2 separate regions of the Homo sapiens genome follow, and region 1 is linked to region 2. A link is a contact called in ENCODE Hi-C or POLR2A ChIA-PET data. All regions are on one chromosome and are shown on one strand. The core of a region is the stretch at or near the end of the contact, and the rest is flanking DNA. Distances in the headings are between cores, read along the strand shown. Region 1 has its middle 26 kb from the start of IL1B. Region 2 has its middle 16 kb from the start of SLC20A1-DT.

What was found. A loop is a pair of places that touch in the nucleus more often than their neighbours do. ChIA-PET counts read pairs that join two places held with the same protein, here RNA polymerase II (POLR2A). Pooled maps may share reads with other maps.
Region 1: a map of endothelial cell of umbilical vein shows a loop between it and region 2 (12-fold over the local background). The contact joins two enhancer-like sites. A Hi-C loop is called at or near these places in 1 of 168 maps with a recorded cell type or tissue (endothelial cell of umbilical vein) and 6 of 50 pooled maps. POLR2A ChIA-PET finds 5 or more read pairs at or near these places in 2 of 52 experiments (both WTC11).

The regions. Positions count from the first base shown.
Region 1 is chr2:112,808,166-112,814,384 of GRCh38, reverse strand. No RefSeq gene overlaps it. Among named protein-coding and RNA genes, the nearest start is that of IL1B, 26 kb to the left of the region's middle. RefSeq lists an enhancer at 1,573-2,772. Within about 2 kb of position 2,269, at least 11 of the 41 ENCODE cell types and tissues checked have a DNase peak (open chromatin) inside an H3K27ac peak, as active enhancers do; they include endothelial cell of umbilical vein, where a contact is called at or near this core.
Region 2 is chr2:112,624,830-112,630,544 of GRCh38, reverse strand. No RefSeq gene overlaps it. Among named protein-coding and RNA genes, the nearest start is that of SLC20A1-DT, 16 kb to the left of the region's middle. Within about 2 kb of position 3,649, at least 30 of the 41 ENCODE cell types and tissues checked have a DNase peak (open chromatin) inside an H3K27ac peak, as active enhancers do; they include endothelial cell of umbilical vein, where a contact is called at or near this core.

The DNA.
Region 1 (6,219 bases), core at 1,020-3,519, 190 kb before region 2:
GAGAGAGGTCACAAACCCAGTCCCTTGGCCACAAAAGGAAATAAATTCTGGCTTGAGACATTAGGGAGGAACAGGGCAAGGGGAGGTTCAAGAAAGTTTTAATGGATGAGATGATATTTAAGCAAGGCCCTGGAAAATGAGAATTTCAACCAATAGCCATATGGTAGGTCAGAAAGCAAAGATAAGGAGGGGGCAAGTGCAAGGGGCAACATCAGATATGACCAGGGTGTCGTGGGGCATGGCTGATGGAGAAGAAGATTAGACTGGAGTTTGGGAATGCCACAGTATCGAGGTTGGATTTAATCCTATGGGTAATAAAGCCAACTGTTCAACCCCCAACCCACTTGCAATATGGCTCCAAAATAGCAGGTGTTTGATAAAATGACTACTTTTACTCTACTATTCCCTCCCTCTTAAGAAGAAAAAGAAAGTGGAGGCTCAGAGAAAGGCAGTGGCTTGTCCCAATCACACTATGATTTGGCCACAAAACAAGAACGAAATGTTACACCCAAAAATGCTGCCTCCACCTCCCTTCCTTGCTTTCCTCCCTGCTGGACTACAGACTATCTCAAGAGTGACGTACACCATCAGGGCTTCAGCTTTTCCCCGAAACAATGCCAAAATATTAGCCATACGTCACTGTAGTAAGAGCCCTGAATCGGGAATCCCAGCTTTGACGCAGACATGCTGATTGACTCTGTGACCATTCTCTTCACTTCTCCACTCTATTCTTCCCCACCTGTAAAGTGAGGTCCTTTCCAGTTATAAAAACAGATGATGCTATTGTCCTGTTTTGTATCTAATCTTGCTGTGTTATAAAAAAAATAAGGCTCTGTACATTCATCTTGGCCAATTCCCTTCTTATCTCTACTTCCCACAGCCCCTTTTTGTACAGAAAACCAGCATTGTTCTTCTGGATCCATCTCTTAAGAAAGCGCTTTGCCTCCCCGGTTATTTAGGTGATAAGAAGTGTCCTAGATGACAGCCCTGGAATGGGCTGGAGGCAACAAAAAAGCAAGTGAAATAGACAGTTACAGCGACGACAATAATAACAACCAACACCTCTCACTAAAGAGAAAGAAATAAAAAAGAAAATTAAAATCTGCCGCAATGCCCACACAGTCATTGAATAGCTGCATGTGTACAGCACTTGGTTACTTTTACATACTTCATATTTTAGCCTTCAGAGCAGCTCACAGGGGTGGATTTAATTTTTAGTCCAGCTCCTGGCACGGTGCCTGGCACAAGTTTAATAAATGTTCTGTGAATAAATGACCCTCTTTTTAGATGAGGAAATCGAGGCTCAAGGAGAACAAGCAATGTAATGTCCCCCTCCTGTTCAGCCATCTGCCTTTCACGCCACTGAATGCAGTAGTCCTCCGTGCCCTGAACTTGACCCTCTTCTGCTTTTCGGACTGGTCCTTCTAATCCCGTTGTGACTCACTACACCACCTCTCCTGCATATGACGTCTACATTTTAAAACAAACCGTATGGAAATAACACATTAGTCGGCTTGCTCCCCCACCCCCGCAAAAAAAAAGGCCTCTTTATAACAGAAACTTCTCAGGCTGGTAGGGGAATTTTATTCCCCCATTTATGGTAGAAAGGCCCTAACCTTGGACCTCACGCCATAGCTATTCACATGGGGGAATGATGAATAACATGGGAAGCAGCATGTAACTCTCCTGGGCCCTAGTACAGACGAGTTACTCCCAGGCCGTCCTTTAACCATCAACCCCCTCCACAGAAAATGAGCTTTGGAATGTCTGCCCCAAATTGGGGTAGGGCTCCCCAGAACCATGGACATTCCTCATCTACTCCTTGGAAGTGGCAGGTCGGGTTTAGCACACAGTCTATAGAAAGTCTACACACATGGCAGTCATCTCTATCTATTGTGACAAATGGCTGGAACTCAAGCATACAATATACCCACTGGTTCTTCTTTTTTGACAGTGACATCAGGAACATTTGCATCTTCCATCCCAGGGAAAGGTAAAGAGAGTCAGGCCTTTAAACACAAAATTGATGGAGGCTCAGGTCTAATGAATTATTTCACTCATAGCTATTTTATTTTTCCTGCCAATAAAAATACTTAGAGACTGAGTTGGCAAATGAGAGCCTGAGACACGTGCGGGGAAATTCTGGTTCTGCTGCTGCTACTGCTACTGCTACTGCTACTGCTACTGCTACTGCTACTGCTACTGACTAATCACTCGGAATTCACTTTGTCTCCACCAGAACTCTGCCCCTACTTCCTTGGGAATTCCCCAGCACAGGAAGTTTGCAATTGCTTGATACCTTGCTGTTTCTAAGACCGGAAATGGAATATTTGTGGAACTTCCTTTGCCAGAGGAAATGGTGACCTTTAAACTTTCATTGAAAGAGAAGGAAGTGGGTGCGATACTACGGTTCCCTCTGTCAGTACTGTCTAGCAAGGCTAAGAATGATCCTTGGAGTGACCTCAGCAGAGTCCCTGAGAGACAGCTGGGCAGTAGCTCTACGGGTGTCCTGGGCCTAAGCCCCATCTGCCCTCCTCCCAACCCACCTTCCACTCTCAAGAGGCCTTGGATTCTATTTTCTAAGACCAGGAATGAAAAAGACTCAACAAGAACCTCACAGTCCCTACCTGAGCCTGCTTCCCAAGCCTGTCCTAGGGCTGTCCTTCCAACCCCCAGCCCATCAGCCTTGTGGCCTCCCTGTGTGTGGAAGGCACTTTCTTCCTGGCCACCAAAAACAGGTCCTCCCCGGACTTCAGGCTGCTCCTCATCAGCTGATGCCCTCCAGGTTCACACCTCCCAAAGTTCTCTTCCTGGCTCCAGGCCCTGGAATCCCCGTATTCAGCAATTCATCTTTGACTCCCTTCCTCTTTCCCCTCCCTTCTCTTCCCTGCCAGGAAGGCCCATTCCTGAGTGATGCCAGACATATCCCCATTTACCTCCACACCATCCTGCATTGAGTGGGAGCATCTCTTTTATCTCTGCAAGACCTCTCCATTACCCACGGGCTGGCAAGCTCTCCTCCTAAGAAGTTTCCCAAAGCAGATGCTTTATAGAAGCAGGAAAGGAGAAAAGGAAGAAGAAAGGGAGGGGAAGCTACTTTTTTACTGAATGCCACATGTAAACAATATATTGGGTCATCTGAACTTACCGAAGTACAAACCAGAAATGGCATTATTTTTTTCCAGTAACTGCCTTCAAACGTACTCTATCAGACCCCCCTGACATCTCAGGTCACTGCAGAACTTTCTGTTAAATAACTTGCATATATGAACAGTCTCAGAGGCCAAAAAAAAAAATAACAGCTATGCACTCTTGCACCTAATTCTGTACTTTTCGCCAAACGCCATTAAAATATTATAACATTAAAGGGATATTTAAATTCACGAATCCACAAGGATGGGGAAAACAAATGAGAAGACAGCAAGAGTGAGGGAGAAGGGGATACATTTCTTTGATCAATCAGGCAATTCCCTGGCATTCACATCACCGAGTTCATATTTGCAGTAGCAATTCAAGAGTTCTGAGCCTCACACAGGAGTATCTTTAAGAAAAAAAGAAAAAAATTTTTGGAAGGCTGGAAAGCAGTTGGGCAAATGGTAGCTGATCCTAAGGACCAATCGACATCTAGTACCTTTGGGAGTGGGATCACAGAGATGGTAAAATAAAAAAAGATTGCATGAAAGCTGGTTAAGAAATAGAAACACTTGGGCCGGGCACGGTGGCTCACGCCTGTAATCCCAGCACTTAGGGAGGCCGAAGCGGGCAGATCACGAGGTCAGGAGATCGAGACCATCCTGGCTAACATGGTGAAACCCCGTCTCTACCAAAAATACAAAAAAAATTAGCCAGGTGTGGTGGCGGGCGCCTGTAGTCCCAGCTACTCAGGAGGCTGAGGCAGGAGAATTGCTTGAACCCGGGAGGTGGAGCTTGCGGTGAGCCGAGATCGCACCACTGCACTCCAGCCTGGGCAACAGACAGAGCGAGACTCCGTCTCAAAAAAAAAAAAAAAAGAAAAAAGAAAGAAAGAAATAGAAACACTCCCCCACTCCGCAAAAAAATACATTCTGTATGTTTCCATTTATACAAAACTCTAGAAAATGTAAACTAGGCCAGGAGTCATGACTCATGCCTGTAATCCCAACAATTTGGGAGGCCAAGGAGGGAGGGCTGCTTGAGGCGAGGAGTTCGAGACCAGCCTGAGAAACATAACAAGACCCCATTTTTATTTAAAAAATTTTTTAAGCCAGTTGTGGTGGTGTACCCCTGTAGTCCCAGGTACTCAGGAGGCTGAAGTGGGAGGACCACTTGAAACTAGGAGTTCAAGGCTGCAATGAGCTATGATCGCACCACTGCACTCCATCCTGGGCAACAGAGTGAGACCTTGTCTCAAAAAAAAAAAAAACCCACAAAATGTAAACTAATCTATAGTGACAGAAAACAGGTGGTTGTTTGCTTGGCAATGAAGGAAGGGAGGAGAAGGAATTAAGAAGAAGCTTGAGGTAACTTAGGAGGTATATTAGTTCCTTGTCACACTGCTATAAAGAGCCACCTGAGACTGGGTAATTTATGAAGAAAAGAGATTTAACTGACTCACAGTTCTGCAAGCTGTACAGGAGGCATGGTTAGGGAGGACTCAGGAAACACATCATGGCAGAAGGGCAAAGAAGAGGCAAGCACATCCTCACATGGCAGCAGGAAAGAGAGTGAGTGAAGGGGAGCTCATGAGAGCTCATTCACTATCTCAAGAACAGCAAGGGGGAAGTGCACCCCCACAATTCAATCACCTCCCACAAAGCCCCTCCCCCAGCATTGGGGATTACAATTCAACATGAGACTTAGGTGGGGACACAGAGCTAAACTGTATCAGGAGGTGATAAATATATTCACTATCTTGATTGTGGTGATGTTTTCACAGGGTTATATCAAAGTATAAGTTGCACAATTTAAATATGTGCTCTGTTTATTGTATGTCTATTTTACAACAATAAAGCTGTTCCTTAAATTTCTTTTTTGAGACAGGGTTTTGCTCTGTCACCCAGGCTGGGGTAGAGTGGTGTAATCACAGCTCACTGCAGCCTTGACCTCCTGGGCTCAATAAAGCTATTCTTTTAAAATGCTGGCAGAGCTGTGAGAAAATTCTTATTTGTTGCTAGTTGATTCAGTCTTTTTGGAGGACAGCATGACAATTATTTAACTTCTGAATAATCATAAAATGATATTAATGGGGGAAAAATAAATGGTTAGATTTTCAGGTCATCTTTCCCATACTAGCAGAAGACAGAGAGTTAAGGTAGGAGATTACTAAAAACAAGATGATCATTGAAAGGATTCAGCATGATGTTGAATACTCCAGCCCTTCTCCCTCACATTACACACAGAAGGCTGGTAGCCAGGCCTTTATCCTCCAGGCAGGAGATCAAAAGAGCCTTTCCCAGGGAATCAGGCCTATACTAATAGTAGGGGTCCCAAACCCATTGGCCTTGCCAGGACATCAAGCAATGACACTCACAGCCAACAAGCCTCACCCATGTATTCAGAGTTTCCAATCAGCTTTCCAGTTGCCCACTCTCAAAAATCTAGTATTACTAAACGTCTGCAGAAAGTTTCTAGCAAGATAGAGATCAAAATAAAACAACCCAAAAAAGCAGAAAGGGGAAAAAAGACTTGGTAAAGAGAAGAAAACTTTTAAAAAATGTCAGATTCAGTGGCTCACACCTGTAATCCCAACACTTTGGGAGGCTGAGGCAGGAGGATTACTTAAGCCCAGGAGTTCAAGACCATACTGGGCAACATAGCAAGACCTCGTCTTTATTAACAATTTAAAAATTAGTGGCCGGGTGCAGTGGCTCACGCCTGTAATCCCAGCACTTTGGGAGGCCAAGGTGGGCAGATCACAAGGTCAGGAGTTCAAGACCAGCCTGGCCAACATGGTGAAACCCTGTCTCTACAAAAATACAAAAATTAGCTGGGCATGGTAGTGTGTTTCTGTAATCCCAGCTACTCAGGAGGCTGAGGCAGGAGAATTGCTTGAACCAGGACCCAGGAGGCAGAGGTTGCTGTGAGCCCAGATTGCACCACTGCACTCCAGACCGGGCTACAGAGTGAGACTCCACCTCAAAAACAAAAAAATTAGCTGGGTATGGTGACACATGCCTGTGGTTCCAGCTACTTGGGAGGCTGAAGCAGGAGGATAGCTTGAGCTCAGAGATCAAGGCTGCA
Region 2 (5,715 bases), core at 2,400-4,899:
TAGACCCAGCGTTGGTATGTGGCCACCTTCCTTTCCCACAAAGCCTTTTTGCTTTCCTATTTTTTCTCATTATCCCCACTGTGCACCAACTCCAGCTGCGGAAGGGACCCAGAAGGGGAGAAGTGTTTTCTTCTAACACCTCTCCTCACCCCTGGGGGCTACAGGCAAGCTGGCTTTAGAAAGAGACAGCAGGGCTGAGAACTTGCTTTTCAGCTCAGCAAACAGGGAGTGGCTTAGAAAGTAGAGACAAAAGAGAAAAGCAAAAACAACTAAAGGAGCAAACGTTTTGTGCAAAAACATTTTTTAGTCGCAGATCCAGAATATAGAGTCTGCCTTCTCCTAGGTAATCTCTTGGAGCCCAGTAATTGAAAGGGGTGGCAAATATCCAATATCTAAATGTAGCTGTCTAAGGGCTAAAGTTAGGGACTGGAATTTACCAACCTCACCCCAGCCTCATTGTGGACTTCTTCCTTCCATGATGTTCGCCTTGACTTGGAACTCTTATATTAAGAGTCATCCAGCAGCGTGACGGACGTCCTTCTGTGTTGTTCGTTCCCATGCAGAAGCCGGTCTCCTTTGCTCTTAACACGCCAAGCCCCTTTTAACCCTTTGCCCCAAGTGTCTTCTGCTCTCCGGAATTCTCTGTCTCCTTTTCTATACCTACCTAAAATCCTATATCCTCCAAGAAAGCAGCCCACACAGAGTGCCCAGAATTCCTAAAATCTTTTTGGTCTTTAAATCTTTTTGTTTTGTTTTGTTTTTGAGACAGAGTCTCGCACTGTTACCAGGGCTGGAGTGCAGTGGTGTGATCTTGGCTCACTGCAACTTCTGCCACCTGGGTTCAAGAGATTCTCCTGCCTCAGCCTCCCGAGTAGCTGGGATTACAGGCACCCGCCATCATGCCCAGCTCATTTTTTGAATTTTTAGTAGAAACAGCGTTTCACCATGTTGGCCAGACTGGTCTCGAACTCCTGACCTTGTGATCCAGCCACCTCGGCCTCCCAAAATGCTGGAATTACAGGCGTAAGCCACCATGCTCGGCCTGGTCTTTAAATCTTTATGAATCATAAAGGAATTATTCATTCCCTTATGTATAACCTCAGGATGTTAAATGTTTGTCACTGAGATTTTAAGTGTTGTAGATTCTTGGAACTCAGAGACACTAAATCATCCTTCTGTGCCTGGCTCAGAGCTGAGGATGTAATAGGATTTCGGAATTGAGATCTAATATAAATCTGGTGCAAAATCTGAGTTCAAGTCCCTGGGAGCTTGGGAGCTTCCTTTGCCTCCTTCCTAAAGGGCAATTCCCCTTTTGTAAAACTAGACTAGTCATCGTACCTACCATTTAGGGATGCTGCAAGGGTTAAACTAGAAAAAGTTTAACATGTTACTGGGATTAGTTATTTTTACTACAAAGTGGTAAGATAGAAGTCAAAGGGTACATTTTATTTGCTTGTTTCTGCTTGTGTTCAACTTTAGCGTTTTCCCTGTCCTTGTGAGTTTTATTTGTATTTATTTTTGAGATGTGAAATATTAAAATGATTTTAAAAGTCAGTTCAGAACAAAAAGAGGATCGGGTGCGGTAGCTCACACCTGTAATCCCAGCACTTTGGGAGATGGAGGCAGGAGGATAGCTGGAGCCCAGGAGTTCAAGACCAGCTGGGCAACATAAGGAACCCACATCTCTGCTAAAAATAAAATAAAATAAACAAAAAGAGATATTCCTAGAAGTCTCATTCCCCCTCATTCCCTTTATTTCCATCCTGTTCCTACCATGCCCTGCAGGTAGCTAATCTCATCCATCTCTGTTTTTTTCTTTTTCTGTTTCTTTTTCCTTGAACAAATAGGTAAATGTGGCCGGCCTGGTGGCTCACGCCTGTAATCCCAGCATTTTGGGAGGCCAAGGCAGGTGGATCACGAGGTCAGGAGATCAAGACCATCCTGGCTAACACAGTGAAACCCCTCTCCACTAAAAATACAAAAAATTAGCCGGGCATGGTGGCGGGCACCTATAGTCCCAGCTACTCGGGAGGCTGAGTCAGGAGAATGGCATGAACCCGGGAAGCGGAGCTTGAAGTGAGCCGAGATCACACCATGGCACTCCAGCCTGGGCAATAGAGCGAGACTCCGTCTCAAAAAAAAAAAAAAAAAAAAAAAAACTAAATGTTCTGTTTCCTCCTCTCAAAGGTATACTTGAGACAATGTCCTTTCGAGACCAGTTTTTCAGGACTCTGGCCATCTTTTGCACATGTTGGTTGGGAGGTTGGGAGGTGCTAGGCGGGCAGGAGCTCTGTGACAGTGGCCTTAGTTGTGTCCTAATCCTCCCCTCATTCTTCACATGACTAGCTATATCATAAATACTTACCCCAGGTCCCAAAGGTGTCTCTATGATTGGTAATGGGGCCACAACCCAGTTCCTGCTACCCAGGAGACTGAGGTTCAGGTTTCCTGCCCTAGTGAAGCATCCCCATCAAGCTCAGCATGGCCTGCTGATTCTCCTGGAGATGGAGGCAATTCAGGTACAAGCCTGGATTTCTGAAGAACCACTCTTGGTGCTTGCAGAGCCACGACAAGTACCAGCCACACTCCTGCAACCTTCACACCTTATGAGAAAACAGCACTTTATGCTTCTAATCTATCTATCTATCCATCCATCCATCTATCTATCTATCTATCTATCTATCTATCTATCTATCTATCTATCTATCTATCTATTTTTTTTAAATGAGATCTGAAGAATCAAGGCCAAAAGACCCCTGGGTGTTTCTCTGTAGGACCTCTTTTTAAGGAGGGAAAAACCTGAGTAAATTAAAGTTCGCAGCCCTAGGGCGGTGGCCCAAGGCAGTGGAGGCCCACCGCTGGAGGTATTCATTGGAAAAAGCAGTGGGAGTGGAGAATTCTGTCTCGGAGTAAGCTGTCCACAAGTCTGCTCGGAGGCTGTGACTCACTCTGAGGAAAAGGAGTGCCCTGTATTCTGGAGGAGGCTGCTTTCTCCAAACAGGAGATCTGTGGCCAAGGAAGGAAATGAAGCAATCCAAGACTGATCAGCAGCCGTGGGGCAGGCAGAGCTAGACGTCCACACCACCCCCAACTCTTTGTGCTTAATATTTGCCCTGTGCCCCCAAGGAATAAACAGCACTACAGAACTGGATTCTGGTGAGAAGGGAATCAGGCCCTATCTTGGGCCCTCTCTGGACCTTTGTTTGCCCATCTCGAAGGTTAAGGGGTGAACTGGACAGGGAGGAAACTGGCAGCCAACTCATGTCCCAACTCAGCCTGTGGCTGCATTTTATCTTACTCACAGTTAGAAAAACAATTCAATTTAGGTGCCTTTGCACAAGGCTCTTTTCTCCAGTTCGGCATAGCCACTACCATTTCCTGCCATCTTACCCTAAGTCAGCTTCACAAATTCAGGCTCCCTGCCTGCCCTTTGAAGTTATTTGAAATGGCAACTCCAGCACTAGCAGCAACCAAGTCCCTTCCAGCTCTGGGGTCCCTCCCGAGGATTCTATGCCTCGGAGAAACAGGGAGTAGAAGCAGGGTGAGCAGGCTGCTCTGGAATGAGAAGGAGATGATCCTTAGTCTCAGGATGCTACAGAGGGTGAGTGTGGCAGCATGCCAGGGCCGAGCATCTGCCAGGCAGCACCATCACGGCTTAGGGAGAACTCAAAAACAGCCTTTTTTTACAGCCTCCTGGTGCATCCTGTTTCTCTGGTGCTGCTGCCACCAGCAAGTGGGCACCATGCCCACCCTGCAGTGGGCAGTGAGGGGGCTAGGTGCCCATCTGTCCCGTCTCCTAAGCAGGTGCTGGGAAGATGGCGCCTGAGCTCAGGCTGCCCTCTGCTGGGTGAGCATAGAAGCTGCTGTGGGGTCTGAGACCACAGAAAATCCCACAGGGGAAGGAGGCACCCCCTCTCAGATTCTCCACATTCGTGAGGTGGGAATGGCTTGATTGTGGGCTGCTGCATCCCTGCCGCCTTCCAAAGAAGACTCAGTCTCTAGGAAGGTAGTCTCAGGTCCTGTAAGTCTGCATTTAATTAAAATCCCTTTCTTTTTTCTTTTTTGTTTTGAGACAGAATCTCGCTCTGTCACCCAGGCTGGAGTGCAGTGGTGCAATTTCAGCTCACTGCAACTTCCGCCTCCTGGGTTCAAGTGATTCTCCTGCCTCAGCCTCCGGAGTAGCTGGGACTACAGGCACCAGCCACCATGCCCAGCTAATTTTTGTGTTTTTCCTAGAGACAGGGTTTTACTACGTTGGCCAGGCTGGTTTTGAACTCCTGACCTCAGGCGATCTGCCAATATCAGCCTCCCAAAGTGCTGGGATTATAGGCATGAGCCACCGTGCCTGGCCCCAAAATCCCTTTTCTGACATAGGGCCTAGCACGACGATGTGCTCAGTGAATATATATTGAATAAATAACTAGGCCAGCGGTTACCTACGGTAGAAACTGCTTCTGTCTTGTTTGGAAGGGCAACTTTATTGTTTTTCTTCCTCAACTTCCTCTAACAGACGCTAACCCCTAATGTCTACTCGGGGTCCTGCCTGGCTCTCCCAATTCCAAGCTGGTGCTCTGGCCTGGGCATCTTCCTCCAGGCTCCCCGGGGCATGGCTTCTCCTAGTTCCTCAGCCCCAACCCAGGTTCCTGCTGAGATGAGCACAAATCCCCCTTTTCTCTCATCATTTCCTTCTGCCTTCCCTTTGAACACCTGGATTCTTGTTCCACCTTGAGCTCACTGGACTTAGAGATATTCTCTCCTTCCTGAGGCAGCCACAGGGTGTTTCTAGCCCACTTCACTATTAACTGTTGTTACTTGACACATGGGCACGTGTCCATGGGGTGGGGTGGGCAGCAGGAAGGGCTGGGAACTTCTGGTTTCTAGGAGGGAACTCTGGGGCCCCCCTAGGGTTGTCCTGGGATAGGACCAGGCCCAGTTTGGGGCTGGGGTAGGGCTGCATGAGACTGAGCTGAATGCCCCATCAAAGATGAACGTTTCTTCAAGCATATTTCAGGCGTTCTCACTTAGCTCTACACAATGATCTCACCAGATTTGGGGAGGGGGAATGGGGCTCCCTCAGGTTTTTCCTATTATACCTATTTCTCTTCCAATTTATATTTCCTAATCAACAATAGAGATCTGTTTTTGATTAGCTAGATGAGATACATAGGAAAAATTCGGCTGGGCGCTGTGGCTCACACCTGTAATCCCAGCACTTTGGGAGGCTGAGTCGGGTGGATCACAAGGTCAAGAGTTCAAGACCAGCCTGGCCAACATGGCCAACATGGTGAAACCCTCCCCCACTCCCGCCCTGTCCCTACTAAAAATACAAAAATGAGCCGGGCATGGTGATGCATGCCTGTAATCTCAGCTACTCGGGAGGCTGAGACAGGAGAATTGCTTGAACCCCGGAGGCAGAGGTTGCAGTGAGCCAAGATTGCGCCAGTGCACTCCAGCCTGGGTGACACAGCAAGACTCCATCTCAAAAAAAAAAAAAAAAAAAGGAAAAATTCAAAGAGCTATAGAGTCAGTAAAAAGTTTTAGTTGCCCCACCCATTCCTCCATTTCCCTTGCCCAGAGACAGTCTGCTGCCATTTTCTTGTGGATCCTTCTAGAAACAGTATCATGAACATAGTTATATGTATATAGGCATGCATTCAGTCAGTATTTGAACACCTGCTATGATTCAGTTACTGTTCTTCTATAAAACATATAAAA